Linked DNA regions of Homo sapiens: region 2 is linked to region 1. The links are chromatin loops, found by intact Hi-C in ENCODE. Cell type or tissue: ovary. All regions are shown on one strand.

What was found. A loop is a pair of places that touch in the nucleus more often than their neighbours do. Peaks named below come from ENCODE experiments on the same cell type or tissue, not always from the same donor. Only the 100,000 strongest peaks of a DNase experiment are listed, where the experiment ranks them.
Region 2: it touches region 1 in a loop (5-fold over the local background); 38 of 110 quality-filtered maps call a loop at or near these places.

What each region holds. Positions count from the first base shown.
Region 1 is chr22:33,516,231-33,524,230 of GRCh38, forward strand. All of the region lies in intron 6 of LARGE1 (LARGE xylosyl- and glucuronyltransferase 1), which reads right to left. Among named protein-coding and RNA genes, the nearest start is that of MIR4764, 84 kb to the left of the region's middle. In ovary, a CTCF peak has its summit at 3,211 (motif pointing right); a DNase peak (open chromatin) is centred at 3,263; H3K27ac peaks cover 918 bases.
Region 2 is chr22:34,107,794-34,115,793 of GRCh38, forward strand. The region is part of intron 2 of LINC01643 (long intergenic non-protein coding RNA 1643); the gene reads left to right. Among named protein-coding and RNA genes, the nearest start is that of LINC01643, 94 kb to the left of the region's middle. In ovary, a CTCF peak has its summit at 3,619 (motif pointing left); a DNase peak (open chromatin) is centred at 3,628.

The sequences.
Region 1 (8,000 bases):
ACAGTAAGCACAAAGCAGGCAAGGCAGATGTGTGCCTGGTGTGACGAAGGCAGGCAAGACATCCAGCGGGCTGAAATAGTGTGAGGATGTGGGGAGAGGCCCACATCCCTATGTCTCACCAGGGCCAGCTTTAGGGACACAGGATCTAAAGGGCCTTGTGCTGACGAAGACCCTGTGCTTGGTTTAATGGCTTGCTATCACCATTTTGAAACTCCTAACACATTTCTTTAAAAAAAGGAAGCCCCACCTTTCATTTTGCACCAGGCCTCACAAATTATACAGCTGGTCCTGCATCCCATCAGACCACTGAGGACAGACCAAGATGATGGGGTGGAAGCCTCCCCAACTTCCTCCTATTATTATTATTATTATTATTTTTGAGACAGTCTCCTTCTGCCATCAGGCTGGAGTGCAGTGGTGCCATCTCCGCTCACTGCAAACTTCCGCCTTCCGGGTTCAAGCGATTCTCCTGCCTCAGCCTCCCAAGTAGCTGGGACTACAAGCAGGCGCCACCACGCCTGGCTAATTTATTTTTAGTAGAGATGGGGTCTCACCATGTTGGCCAGGATGGTCTCGATCTCTTGACCTTGTGATGCGCCCACCTCGGCCTCCCAAAGTGCTGTGATTACAGGCGTGAGCCACCATGCCCAGCCCACTTCCTCCTATTTAAGCACCTCTGTCCCCTGTTTACTAGACAGTAGTAAGTACTCAAGGGAACACATCATTTTCTTTTTATATGTTGACTATAGCCTTAAAAGGCAAACACGCACTCTTATATTGCTACCAACTCTTTGTTATCTACATTAAAAAAGGGACGAGGAGTGTGAATAATTCAGAAGAGCTGATGAAAATCCTCAGCTCTGGGAAGCAGCATGTGGCATTTTTTTCCCTACAAATTCCCCTTAACTGTGAATACGTATTAACTGATGATTCCAGAGCTATACACCTGAGCCACTAGAAAGCTAACTCTGGATTACTAAGAGAAGCTACGATAGGATGAAAAATTGGAAAGTGGCTACAAACTTATATCCCTCAACCCCTCCACACCCCTCTCTGTCCCATCATCACCCAACAAGTACTAAAGACGCACTCTAACCTCTAGGAAAGTTGTCCAATAAAAAGGGCTGAACTCGGTGGAGTAGAGCTACAAAAACATACATATAATGCACAAAGAATTCTTTTTTTGAGACAGTCTCGCTCTGTTGCCCAGGCTGGAGTGCAGTGGTGCAATCTTGGCTCACTGGGTTCAAGCGCGATTCTCCTGCCTCAGCCTCCCGAATAGCTGGGAATACAGGCACCTGCCACCAATATTAGCAAATATTAGCACCCGCCCGGCTAATTTTGTATTTTTAGTAGAGATGGGGTTTCACCATATGGGCCAGGATGGTCTCGAACTCCTGACTTGTGATCCGCCTGCCTCAGCCTCCCACAGTGCTGGGATTACAGGCGTGAGCCACTGTGCCGGGCCGCCCAGAGAATTTTGTATACAACTTCTGAGAGAGTCTGAGAATCCCTGGAATCTACCCACAGACCCGGAGTAAGAAGCTCTTAGGAAGGAGAATGCATGGCCTCAGTCCTGCACTATGTCTGTATCCCACAGATACAATATACCTTAAAGAAGAAGGGGGAGACCTGGGTCAACAAGAGCAGCTTCATCTGGAAAAATCAGGCTACAAAGTCAGACAGCAGTGAGCAGGACTGGCCTGAAGATTATAAGGAGAACTGGGTGATGCCCCAAATTCACTCTCCTTGCTGTCGTTAGATCACTCCAACTCCTACAGATTTTTCTGGGATCTGAGGCACCCTCTCTTCTCAAGGCAATGGGAACCAGGATTTGACTTGAGGAAATCATACAGCTGAGAAGATCTGGCAACTTCATACCTTAAGCCAAGAAGCTAGAATAATGGTTAATGTGCATGAAGTCCTTTATGCTGAGCGCTGCTCTAAATACGTGGCATAGAGGAACTCATCTGTGTGTCACACAAATCCCAGGAATTACATATTGTGATCATCATCCCTATGTGAGAAAATTGAATCCCAAACAGGTTAAATCAACAGCCCAAGGTCACACGCCAGCAAATGGCAGACACAGGATTTGTTTTTGTTTTGAGACACTCTCACTCTGTCGCCTAGGCTGGAGTGCAGTGACACCATCTCAGCTCACTGCAACCTCCGCCTCCCAGGTTCAGGCAATTCTCATGCCTCAGCCTCCTGAATAAAGGCACATGCCACCATGCCTGGCTAATTTTTGTATTTTTAGCAGAGATGGAGTTTCACCATGTTGGCCAGGCTGATCTCGAACTCCTGACCTCAGGTGTTGCGCTGGCCTCGGCCTCCCAAAAGGTTGGGATCACAGGCACGACCCACCGCGCCCGGCCTCAGGCACAGGATTTGAACCCAGGCTGACTGGCTCTGGAGTCTGGGCCCTTCTCCCCTAGTGTTGATCATGATAGTGTCCAATATTCTTGTTCTCCAATGAGGCCCTCCCAGGTCACCAGGCCAAGGAGAATTCACTAGGACAGGAGTGGAAGTGTAACTGCACCCCCTGAGGGGACTGGAGTGGGGCAGAGAAAGGGGTGTGGTACTGACCGTGGGGGTTTAAGTGTTAATTCTGATCACATCCTGACATACATCAAAAGAGACGGTCATGTGTACATATATCCAGGGACCCGCACATCCAGGGACCAACATCCTAGATGTTTCTGCCCCTGGATGTGTACACATATGACTGTACAACTAGCTGACCAGATGGAAGTCAGCTAGTTGGAACTTACCTAAAACAAGACAGCTAGTTGGAATTTGTTTTAGGCAAAAGAAAAGAAAAGAAACACTTTCACAGGCAGCTTGATTCCACAGAGCACTCTGGCTTTCTGCAGATTAAAAAAAAATCTCATGGATATGCTCAAGCTGAAGAATGAAGATCCAAGTCAAGACAGAGGAATCCTGACTCACTGCAATGATCTCTGGCAATTCTGCAGGTCCCTGAGCTGCGTGCGTGCGCGCGCGTGTGTGTGTGTGTGTGTGTGTGGTCACATATGCCTCAGAGAGGAGCATGCCTCAAAGGAGACCCAGGGGGGCTCCCTGGGGTTGGAGGGAGGAACAGCCAAGGCATAATTTCTGCCCCAGAGACAATGAGTTTAAAAGCTCCACTCTGCCACGGGGATATCTAAATTATACTTACAGAAACCTCAACTCTTTATTCATTTGCACCAGAAGGGGGCACTGTTACCTCTAAAACGCATCTCAGGCCACAGGTCCCCATAAAATAAAGTACCAGCCCCTGCACTGGCTCCCGAAGACACCCAGGTTCCCTCTCAGGCTCCAGACACTCCCCACCCACACTGGGAGTTTATTCCCAAATTGAAAAAACAAAAACACGTAAATGATGATTCTCTCCCAGCTTTCTTTGAAATCACTATTTTTACATCCTTGACTGCTCTTCTTAAAAGCAAGTCTGTCATTTAACCAAAAGAGGAAACATAGTATTTTAGAAGTGAAAAACAAGGAAAAAAAAGAGAAAGAAAACAATTCATTCTTTGAGAGGCTGATCTACATGGCCACATCACCAGCCCACATTCTGTTTATGACGCTGGGTAAAAAGAGAACATTTCCAAGTCGTGTTCTTAAGCACAGGGGAATTTGTCTCTTCTTGATATTTAGTTTAAGTAGCATTTTCTTTTCCTTAGGATTAAGAAGTTTGTACTCCCTGGCTTCCTCTTGCTGAGAGGCTAAGAGACTGTTCGTCTATCTGTTTCAGTGGTTTTTCTCTTTTTTTTTTTTTTTTTTTTTTTGGAGTCAGGGTCTCACTCTGTCACCCAGGCTGGAGTGCGGTGGTGTGATCAGAGCTCACTGCAGCCTGGATCTCCTGAGCTCAAGCAATCCTCCCTCTTCAGCCTCCCAAGCAGCTGGGGCTACAGGCCTGTGCTGCCACGCCTGGCTAATTTTCTACTTTTTGTATCGCTCAGCCTCCTGAAATGGGGACTACAGACGTGTGCCACCATGCCTGGCTAATTTTTTATTTTCTGTACTGATGGGGGGTCTCACTATGTTGCCCAGGCTGGTTTTGAAACCCTGGGCTAAATCAATCCTTGCACCTCAGCCTCCCAAAGCGCTAGGATTACAGGCAAGAGCCACTGTGTCTGGCCTCAGTGCTTCTTAAACCATCCTGTACCTGAGATTCATGGGGGTGGCTGTTCTCCAAATCCCACAATCCCGCAGGGAGACAGCAAGCTTCTGCTCTCTGACAAGCACGGGAGGGGACTCTGAACTCTCTGCAGAACACAGCAGTGCTGAGCTGGGCCATCTCTAACTCACTTCCCCACCAACACCTGCCCCCACTGCCCACCTGGGCATTGAGCTGAGCCACATCAGCTTGCAGCTGCTTTCTGTTCACATCTGAATCCTAATCCCAGTCTGCTCTGCCTGACTCCCGGAAGTGTTCTGCGTCTTTCTGTCCTGGTTTTAGTAATGCTCTATGAGACATGATCTGACAGAAATTCATGGGATTCCGTGCAAAACACGAGCTGCTGTTTTGGGACTTCTGTGTGGGCCTCTCTTCCTTCAATGTAAAAAGAAAGCGTGGAGTGGCTCCGTGAACTGATTCCCAAAAGCTCACTTCCTTAAGGCATAACAAGCTTCCAGCTGTATTTTCATTGCACTGATCAGCACCTGAAATCAATGTATCTATTAGTAATAAAAATAAGTAGTAATTTGATTGTGTTGTTTACATGTGTCTGTCTTTGCTGGCAGGTGAGCTCCTTGAGGCCAGGGCACTGATTTTCAGTCCCCAGCGCTTGCCAAAGAGGAGCCTGGATGAGTGTATTTTGGCACTGTTGCCTGGTTGCAAAATGAGATGTCCCACTGGCTGGGAACTATGGGTTATTTCAGGAATGACTATAGGACAGTAAAAAGAGAACACAGTGAAGAAATACGTGGTTCTTAAAAAGTTTCTCCAAGAAGTAGCACACTGTATCAGTCAGCATTGCTGTGTAACAAGTAATCCTCACATGTAGTGGCTTAAAATGCAAGTAGGCAAGCTGGCCTGACACAGCTGGGCTGTTCTGGTTTGGGCTACGGTGCTCATGCCTCTGCAGCCATAAGTACAGCTGTTGGATCAGCTGGGCTGGCTACTATAGGGTGGCCTTACCTGCTAGCATAGGATAGCTCAGATGATGGGGCCTCTCTCCACATGGGCTCTCATCCTCCAACAGGCTAGCCCGGGTTTGTTCACAACAGGGCAGACAGGCTCCCAGAGTGGCAGGGGGAGCCCCAGTGCTCAAGTACTTTTCAGGTCTCTGCTTGTGTCATGCTCATACCATTACATTGGTCAAAACAAACGACAAGACCGGCCCAGATTCAGGAAGTGGACATAGATGCCTCCTCTTAATGGGAGGAGCTACACAGTCTTGGTGAAAGTAACCGATGTAGGCAGGGGAAAAACTTGTGGCCATTTTTTGCAAACACATATACATACACCACGTTTTTTCTACTCACATTCTAATGCAGAGTACTAGCAATGTCTGCAAGGGAAGCTGAGAGGTGTAGCTCTGTGTTAGTCCATTCACACTGCTATAAAGGAATACCTGAGAATGGGTAATTTATAAAGAAAAGAGGTTTATTTTGGCTCATAGCTTTGCAGACTATATACAAAGCATAGCGCCTGCATCTATTTCTGGTGAGGGCCTCAGGAAGCTTCCAATCACGGCAGAAGGCAAAGGGAGAACAGGCAAGTCACATGGCAAGAACAGGAGCGGGAGAGAGAAAGGGCAGGTGCCAGCTTCTTTAAACAACTAGCTCTCATGTGAACTCGGAGCAAGAAGTCACTCATTACCACGGGGATGGCACTAAGCCATTCATGAGGGATCCGCTCCCTTGACCCAAACACCTCCCATCAGGCCCTACCTGAAACACTGAGGATCACATTTCAACATGAGATTTGGAGGTGATAAACATCCAAACTATATCAAGCCCTTAGCTGCTGAGCTACTTGCCAGCTGTAACTGTATTACTGAGGAAGAGCAAGACAAATTTTTGGTGAAGAGTTAGCCACCTCTGTCACAGGCATTTTGTAGACGTTGCTGAAAGGCAGTTCACAGGGGATGTGCTCATTTGCACTCCCACCAGCATCACCAACAGAATGTGTTACCAAACTTACAGATTTTCAGTAATCTGAGAGTTAATAAATGGTATCTCTGGTGCATGCCTGTAATCCCAGCACTGTGGGAGGTGGAGGTGGAGGCGGGTGGATTGCTTAAGCTCAGGAGTTCCAAAGCAGCCTGGGCAACATAGGGAGACTTTGTCTCTAAAAAAAATACAAAAAAGGCCAGGTGCGGTGGCTGATGCCTATAATCCCAGCACTTTGGGAGGCCAAGGTGGGTGGATCATGAGGTCAGGAGCTCAAGACCAGCCTGGCCAACATGGTGAAACCCCATCTGTACTAAAAATACAAAAATTAGCTGGGCGTGGTGGCATGCACCTGCAATCCTAGCTACTTGGGAGGCTGAGGCAAGAGAATCGCTTGAACCCAAGAGGTGGAGGTTGCAGTGGGCCGAGATTGCACCACTTCACTCCAGCCTGGTCAACAGCAAGACTCTATCTAAAAAAAAGAAAAAAAAAAAAGAAACAAAAATTAGCCAGGCATGGTGACACACACCTGTAGTCTCAGTTACTTGGGAGTCTGAGGTGGGAGGATGGCTTGAGCCCGGGAGGTAGAGGCTGCGGTGAGCCAAGACTGCATCACTGTACTTCAGCTTGGGTGACTGTTTTTGTTTGTTTTGTTTTGTTTTGTTTTTGAAATGGAGTTTCACTCTTGTTGCCCAGACTGGAGTTCAATGGCGCGATCTCGGCTCACTGCAACCTCTGCCTCCTGGGTTCAAGCAATTCTCCTGCCTCAGCCTCCCGAGTAGCTGGGACTACAGGTGTGTGCCAGCACACCCAGATAATTTTGTATTTTTAGTAGAGACGGGGTTTCACCATGTTGGTCAGGCTGGTCTCGAACTCCTGACTTCAGGTGATCCGCCCACCTTGACCTCCCAAAGTGCTCCTTGACCTCCCAAAGGCGTGAGACACCCTGCCCAGCCCTCACTATTGTTTTTATTTGCATTCCTTTCTTTTTATTTTTGCGAGGCAGAAGTTGCTTCTCTTTCTGTGGTTAAAAACCAACAACCTGCATTTCCTCCTCTGTGAACTGTGTGTTGATACTCTGTACCCATGGTTACTTGTCTTTTAAAATACTAATTTCTAGGGGTTCTTTGTATCTAATTTTGAGATTAGCCTATTGTCTGTGACATGAATCGCAAACATTTTCCTCTTGGAAAATCTTAATGAAGGCCACCACATTAGATGCAGTGTGGTTGCCCTGTTTTAAATGTCACCATTTGTCAGGAGCCCAGTAGAGGTTACACCTGCTTAATGCTATGCCATTATCTGCATTGTCCATCATATCATTTCTTTTTTTTTTTTCTATTTGTGTTACTATTTCCTGTCCTCATTCTAGGTTTTAAAAATAACTTTATTTTGAAATAACAATAGATGCATATGAAATTGCAAAAAACGTACAGAGAGGTTCTGTGTATCCATCACTCAGTTTCTGCCAATGTTGGTATCTTAGATAACTAGTACAATATCCAAATGAAGAAACTGTCATGGGTACAATATGTGTGTATAGTTCTATGCCATTTTATCGTATGTGTTCAAGAAACCATCATGGCAATCAAAACAGAGAACTGTGCCATCATCACTAAAATCTCCTTAAATCTACACCTCTATAAAAATCAAGCCCAGCCGGGTGTGGTGGTTCACGACTGTAATCCCAGCACTTTAGAATGCTGAGGCGGGCGGATCATGAGGTCAGGAGTTCAAGATCAGCCTGACTGACACGGTGAAACCCTGTCTCTACTAAAAATACAAAAATTAGCAGGGCGTGGTGGCACACACCTATAATCCCAGCTACTCAGGAGGCTGAGGCAGGAGAACTGCTTGAACCCAGGAGGCAGAGGTTG
Region 2 (8,000 bases), 590 kb after region 1:
TGTAGTCAATATCCTGGGAACTCAGAAAGATTTCATTACTGTGGATGAATAAGTTTAGCCTGGGGAAAGAGTTGCCGTTCCCTCTGGGTATGCCCCAAACTTCCCATACAGAGGAAATCAAGACGTGTGCGTTTGTTCCTTCCAGGTGGACGGTCCCCTGGAGAGCCCGCTGTGTTGGAAGATGTAGAATATTCATGTAGGTATACAGCTGGCAAGAGGCTGGGTGATGGGGAAAATGATAAGAAAGGGCACTTAAATCAGGAGCCATCTCACAAGTGGAAATTAGTTAAATTCAGTCAATTGCTGACTGATTTTATGTTACGGAACTCAAATGCTCTGAGGCCCAGTCAATCGAAACCCTGTTTCGAAAATGAGCCAGTTATGGATGGATCTGCTGTTCTATTATTAAAAGAAATGGATCTGTTCAGAGAGTAACATACGTAACACTAAGAGCCCGCTTGGTGGATGAATGCACTTGGTTTTTCTTTATTGCCTGAGACCTGGGATTAAATTCTGGAGAAAGTCAGAGACCTGCAGAATTTTTACTGACAAGGCATCCTAGGTATCACGTGATCACTTCATTTACTAATCCTAAAATTGAGGCTCAGAGAGGGCCAGTAAATTGCTGTGGTGAACCCCCTCCAGATTTTGGTGGCTTCCTGAAATAAAGTGTTATTTCTTGCTCTCATCACAGACCAGTGTGTCTAGGCAGGGGCTCTGTTCCACAGAGTCCCTCAGGAACCCAGGCTCCTTCTACTATACCTCCTGGCTCCTCCCATCTGCAAGTCCTCAGAGACATCTCAGTTTAGCTGGAGAAAAAGTGTAAGGATCATGAGAGGTTTGTGTGGGTCAGACATAGAAGTGGCATGTATCGGCCAAGCATGGTGACTCATGCCTGTAATTCCAGCACTTTGGGAGGCCGGGGTGGGTGGATCACCTGAGGTCAGGAGTTCAAGACCAGCCTGGCCAACATAGTGAAACCCTGTCTCTACTAAAAATACAAAAAAATTAGCCAGGCATGGTGGCAGGTGCCTGTAATCCCAGCTACTCAGGAGGCTGAGGCAGGAGAATCGCTTGAACCCGGGAGGCAGAGGTTGCAGTGAGCCAAGATCACACCATTGCACTCTAGCCTGGTAGACAAGAGCAACACTCCGTGTCACAAAAAAAAAAAAAAAAAAAAGAGAAGTGGCACATATCATTTCTGCTCACATGCTGCTGGCAGAACTCAGTGTCGTGGCCACAAAAGGAAAATATAGTCTAGCTGTGTGTCCCTGAAGAGCACATGGATATTGGTGAGCACTGGCCATACCCACCAGAATTAGTGGGTACCAAGCACTAAGTGATGGTGCCAGGCCAGAGAAATGCCACAACGGACAAGAGGGGATATGCCCAAAGCTTCTTTTGATTCTGTCCTTTCTTCCCTTTTCCCTTTCCCCCTCCCTCCCTCCCTCTCTCCTTCCTTCCTGTCTGTCTCCATCTATCCTTTCCTTCTTCCCCACTCCTTCTGCTTATCACCCCCTTTCTTTTCACAGATATCTGGTGAGCATCTGCTAGATGCCAGGGTTGGGGAGAGTCAAGTTGAAGCAAGCATGAACCCTCAAGGACCTACCATTTCAAGGCAAGAAATAGATACAAATACAGGTATGCACAGCATAATAATATTTCATCAATGACAGGCTGTGTATCTTGATCCCATAAGATCATAATAGTGTGTTTTTACTATCCCCTTTCTATGTTCAGATATAGCTAGATACACAAATACTTACCATCGTCTTACAACTGCCTACAGCATTCAGAGCAGTCACATGCTCTGCAGGTTTGTAGCCTAGCAGCAATAGGCTACAACATATAGCTTTGATGTGTAGTAGGCCAGACCACTTAGGGTTTATGGAAGTGTGCTTTATGAAGCTCGCACAATGATGAAATCTCCTAATGATGCATTTCTCAGAGTGTATCCCCATTGTTAAGGGATGCATGACTGTTCTTAGAGGTGAGGTGGAAGTGACAGATGCCACAGGGTGGCTAGGGTGCTCTGGAGACAGCCGGAGGTGAGGAACAGGAGAGAATGGGTGGACTTCCAACGGCGTCATTCCCTAACTGTGCCTTCTGGACCTGCGTAATCTCTCTGAGCTTATTTCCACACCTGTGCAATACCTGCACACCTGAAGGACAGCGATATCCTTCAGGCAGTGGTGGGATGGAATGAGGATTTCTGAAGATGCTGCTACAGTGTGTTGTTATGCTCCATGCATGTTGGTCCTCTTTTCTTTGGCCAGGAGGAGGGGGAGTTAACTTCCTCCCATTGCAGCAGAGAAGGCTGATGATGCAGGTGGCATCTGAGCTGGATCTTGAAAGATCAACTCTTCACTGTACTGGGATATCTAAGGGTCAGCTCTGGGCTGATTGAAAAATTCTGCATCCACATGACAGTGGCTTGGACCATGGCATGTTAATTTCCTATTGCCGCTGTAATAAGTTGCCGTGAATTTAGTGGCTTAAATAGTACAAATGGATTCTCTTTCAATTCTGGGGGTCAGAAGTCTGAAATGGGTTTTGCTGAGCTAAAGTCAAGGTATTAGCAGGACTGTGTTCCTTCTGGACACTCTGGAGGACAATCCAGTCCCTTGCCCTTTCCAGCTTCTGGAAGCCACCTGAATTTCTTGGCTCCTAATCCAGCCTCAAAACCAGCAGCATGGCCTTGCAATTCTGTCTGACTCTGACCCTCCTGTCTTCCTCTTACAAGGACCCTTGTGATTGTGTTGGGCCTACCTGGATCACCCAGAGTCATCTCATCTCTGTGATGTAAGGTAGCATATTTACAGGTTCTGGGGATCAGAACGTGGACTTCTGGTCGGGTATGGGAGGGCGGTGTTATTCCTTCTACTACACATGGCGAATCTGATTTCACAGAGTTTTCACTCTATTAAATGCCTTGTGCTGACTTGGGTACTGGGAAGAGTATTTCATGCCTTCTTCAGTACTGAAGAATCTGTACTGGGTACCACTTCAATGCCACACAATACAAGTTTACTCCTCTAATTTCCTAGATGCAGGATGGGGAGAGAGAGGCATACAGCTGATGTCTCGCCACCTGCTAATCATCCCTCCCCCAATTAGCTAATCCTGGAAATCCCACACTGTAGATATTTATTTCTTTAATATAAGCCTTTGATTCTTTCAAACAAATGTGTGAGAAAAAAAAAAGGAAATGGAGGAGGGAGAAAGAGAGTAACATTATTTGTTGTTATCAGTTGTTTGAATTTCAGTATGAATTAATTTTTGATTATTTTTGTTGTTGAGAACAAATTTAATGGAGATAAGAAGAGAATAAAAGGACTTTTAGTGTTTAGTTGTGTAGAAGGAATGGAATCCATCAGACAATGTGTTAGGGGTGGGTTTGGGTGGAGGTAAGAGCTGGAGAATGTGATGCTGGAGGCTAAAGATCAAGTAGCTCTTTCAAATGTGGTCTCTACCATCCAGTCTTGGGCTCTGGCTTTTCCAGGCTGTTTTGACTGGCATTTCTCAGTAAGCTCACCTAGAATCATTAAGTTTATCCAGAGTCTGCTGTTTGAATGTGTAAGGTGCCTCTTCTCCGCTGCTATGACCGTCACCATTGGAAGCCCTCTAGTGGACAGGATCTAAACATGCACCCGTGTCTCGGGAGCCATACTCTGGTTGAAAGGGACCTGGAGGGGAGAACCCTCGGGTGTGACCCCTTCCCCTAATATGATTACCCAGGCAAAGGGACCCAAGCCACCTCTCTGCACTCCGGAGATCTCCACGATTCTGCCATCCTTTTTGGCACAACCCCAGGGTTGCATTAATGGAAACAGGACACTTATTATTGAGCTGGTTTTGCAGGGCTTGTGTAATGGAGAGCTGCAAGCTGGAAAATACATTGGATTAAGGACAGCATAGTTTTTCATCAGCACAAAAAGGAGCCATAGGTCAATATAGACTTTCTGCTTCTGTGGAGTTAGCCCTTTAGTGTTCCATGTGGGGTGAGCAGGGCATGCCTTTGGGTGACCAGCAGAAAGCGGCCTAAAAAAGAGAGGTTATCACTGATTCAGCTCCAGACTGCAAAATATGACATCAGGAAGTTGTATTAGATGGCTCAGGCTGCCATAACACAATACTAGACTGGGAGGCTTAAGCAACAGAAATTAATTTTGTCCAAGTTCTGGAGGCTGGGAGTCCAAGTTCAAGGCGTGGCAGCGTGGGTTTCTCCTGAGGCCTTTTCCCATGCCTTGCAGATGGTCACCTTCTCACTGTGTCCTCACATGGCCTTTCCTCTCTGTGCAGGCATTCCTGGTGTCTCTTTCTCTTTTCTTATAAGGACACCAGTCCTACTGAATCAGAGCCTCACTCTTACGACCTAATTTAACCCTAACTACCTCCTAAAGACCTTATTTCCAAATACAGTCACATTGGAGTTAGAAGTCCAATGTGAAAAACATCAATTCTGAGGAGGATACACAATTCAATCTAATAACATGGATGGTATTTCTTGGGGAAAATACATATAACTTGTAGGACAAATGTCTATTCGGGGGAAAAAAAAACAGCTACTGAAGACAAATTTCATTCTGGAAAAAATATCCCATGGAAACATATACTTTCCAGCAAAAAAACACTGGAAAACATATACATCGGAAATTATTTTTATTAAAAATCCCCCCTCCCAAGAAAAAAATATTCTCTAGGGAGAATTTTCGTTATGAAAATGTTCACTGTGAAAATATTTAATAGGAAAAGTATCCATTGGAAAAATCATTGCCAAAAAAGCGAGGGAGGGTGATGACATACTGGAGAAATATTCTTTCTAGGAAAAATGCCTTTCAGGAAAAATTTTACTAGGAGAAATGACGACTCAAAAAAGATGCATGAGGTGGGCGGATCGTGAGGTCAGATCGAGACCATCCTGGCTAACATGGTGAATCCTCGTTTCTACTAAAAATACAACAAAATTAGCCAGGCATGGTGGCGGGCGCCTGTAGTCCCAGCTACTCAGCAGGCTGAGGCAGGAGAATGGTGTGAACCCGGGAGGCAAAGGTTGCAGTGAGCCAAGATCGCGCCACTGCACTGCAGCCTGGGCAACAGAGCGAGACTTTGTCTCAAAAAAAAAAAAAAGAAAAAAGAAAAAAAAGATGCGCAGAGGAAAACGTCTACCAGAAAAAAAAAAAAACTTAGTATGAAAAATACCTATAGAAACATATCCTGAATGGAACAAATACCCACTGGGAAAATATGCATAGAAAAATTATGTTCATCATGAAAACAGCCTTTGACTATGTACCTGTAAAAATGAGGAAACTATCATTTATTTTGTATACACCACGTGTCATGCATTCTTCTCAGAGTTTCCCACCTATTAATTTATTTATTCCTCATGAGAGCTTTATGAGGTAGGCACTATCTATGCTCCAATTTACATATGAAGAAGCTGATGCGCAGCGGTTGGGTAACTTGCCCAAGTTTGCACATGAAGTAAAGGGCAGTCCTGACTTTGAACTCAAACAATGATTCATTCATGCAACATTTATGAAGCACCTACTGTGTGTCAAGCACTGTGTTAGGGAATGAGGTCTAACACTGGCTGAAACATAAGCCTCAGTTTTAAGAAATTAACGTGGGAGACAGATTCATAAGCAGACTATGAAACTATAGGGAAATGAGCCTTTGTACATTCGCCTTCACATTGGTAACTGAAGCAAAATGCTCCCACCAGACTGAAGTTTCTTTGTGCGTTTATGAAAGAAGCTGCTGTCCTGGGTCTGCGGCAAACCACAGCTCCCCTGGGAATAACAGCCTCTGGGAAAACATAAACACTCAGGAGAACCCTCATGAGTGCATTGGGAAACATAATCCCAGGAGAAAGTGTTCATCAAAACATGTACCTGATGGGATACTTATTTGAAACCTAGTCCGGTAGAAAGTCTTCTCTCCTCTTTCCGGTCCAGGTCTTTGCTCTTGGCCACATGAGCTCAACTGAGATGGCCAAGGAATGCAATGGCTTGAGTAGTGAAATGGGCTGCAGGAGCCTTGTTGCAAGGGGGGAATTGGATGAGATCTGGTGGAAGTTCTGAGTTCTCTTAATTTTTAAAAACCATTACTTGCTTATGGTCTAACCCCACTCATATGTTAGCTCCATGAGGTCAGAGCTCCCTGCCCATGTAGTTCATCTGTGCGTCCCCAGTGCTTACAAAAGTTGGTGCTCAATAAATACATAGTTCCAAAAGAGGGGATGTTGATCATAGTTATAGCAGAGATGTTAACTGCATGGATGCTGGAGATGACCTAACCTGAATCCCAGCTCTACCATATCCTGGCCGTGTAGACTTGGCTAAGATACTTGCTAACTCTGAGTCTCAGTTTCTTCATCTGTGCTGTGGGGACGATACTATTGTTTTTGTATGGCTCTTGGAGAGATTAAACGACATAATGCCTGTTGAGTACTTAGCCTGTATTTGACACTAGGTAGAGGGTCAAAAAATAATTGGAACTTGTCCCTCCCTTCATGAAGTTTATGGTCAGGTGGGCTATCCCCCAGCTACCAGCCCTCCCCACAAAGCTTCACACTGGAGGCAGGGACCCAGCAAAGCTGGTTATTTAAGTCTGGAATCTGCAACTCAAGTTTTCTTTCTTCCCTGTTGTCTCTAGAGATTAAGTGTGCTGTAGGCTTCCATCTGCTTCTGTAATAAAACATAAATTATTAAAGCCATAAAATATTGATGAACTGTTTTATAAAACAGAGAGACTTTAATGTATTGATTATGAATTGAGAAAGCCTTAATGAGTTTCAGGAGGAGAAATAATTGGGCAATGATGCTGTGTTGATTCATTCTGTGCCCCTGAATGAGAGGCAGTTATGAAAATAAGTTCCTCTTGTACCATTTTGCATCACTGTCATCTTGCATTTGTGCCATGGTACGTTTAAAACCTATGCTTCCATGAACGTTAAAAGCTAACCAGAGAGAAAGAGAGAGAGGGAGAGAGAGAGAAAGGGAGAGGAAAATTCCTTGTTAAAAATCAATGAAGTATTTTAAGTGGAAACTTCCTTGCTTTTATTTAGCTCCCTATGTGGCTCCCAGAGACCCTGAAAAACTGATGGTTAACATTGTAGCTGTTTCATTTTTAGATGGTTCATCCAACAAGAGTCTCTTATTAAAGTTCAGGAGGACTTCTCTCTTCCTTTCATCTTAGGATGAAGAATCCAATAGCCAGAACTGAACTTGTAAGAAGGCAGGACAATACACTTATTTTACAGATGAGAAAACAGAGTTCCATGGAGAGATAATGTCTTGTCCAAGATCCCACAAATCGTTAGTTTTTAAGACTTGGCCTGGCACCTAGGTCTTCTGACTCTGGTGTTGGTGATTCTTCTTCCATTTCTTAAAGGAGGACTTTTGGAGGATGAGAGTTGTTTCAATGTGGAGCGGGTTTTTGGGTTTTAGTCTTGCTGAATAGCATGGAAGCAGAGAGACTAAATGGCCTCTTGACCTCTTGGAAGGCATGTTACAGGGGGATTTGAAATTCCATGGAGTAACGCAGTCACTGCATTAGTCATCTATAACTGGCCTGCTGATCTTCAAAATCTCCCAGGTCAGACTCAGGCTGGCAACTTCAGACACAACCACATCGTTGTGATTCTCAGGAATATCCAGTGAGGGGAAGAGGCTGCACTACTTGCTGATGAATCCCTCACAGCTACTATATGAGATGGGAAGGATAAGTGTAAGTATCCATGAAGGACTCTAGGCTCAGAAAGTCAATGGAGTTGCCCAGGTTCACACAGATCGTTGGTGGCAGAATCAAGGGCTAGGACCATTATATTTGGAGAGGTAGGTTACCATTCCTGTACAAATATTAAATACCATACTGCCTTTTTATTATATTTGGAAGAGTTCACTCCAAGGGCAAGAGTGATATGTTTTCAATGAGACCGGCCCCTGCTGGTCTCATTGAGAACACATGAGGTGAGGGGTTGGTTGCTGACTTCA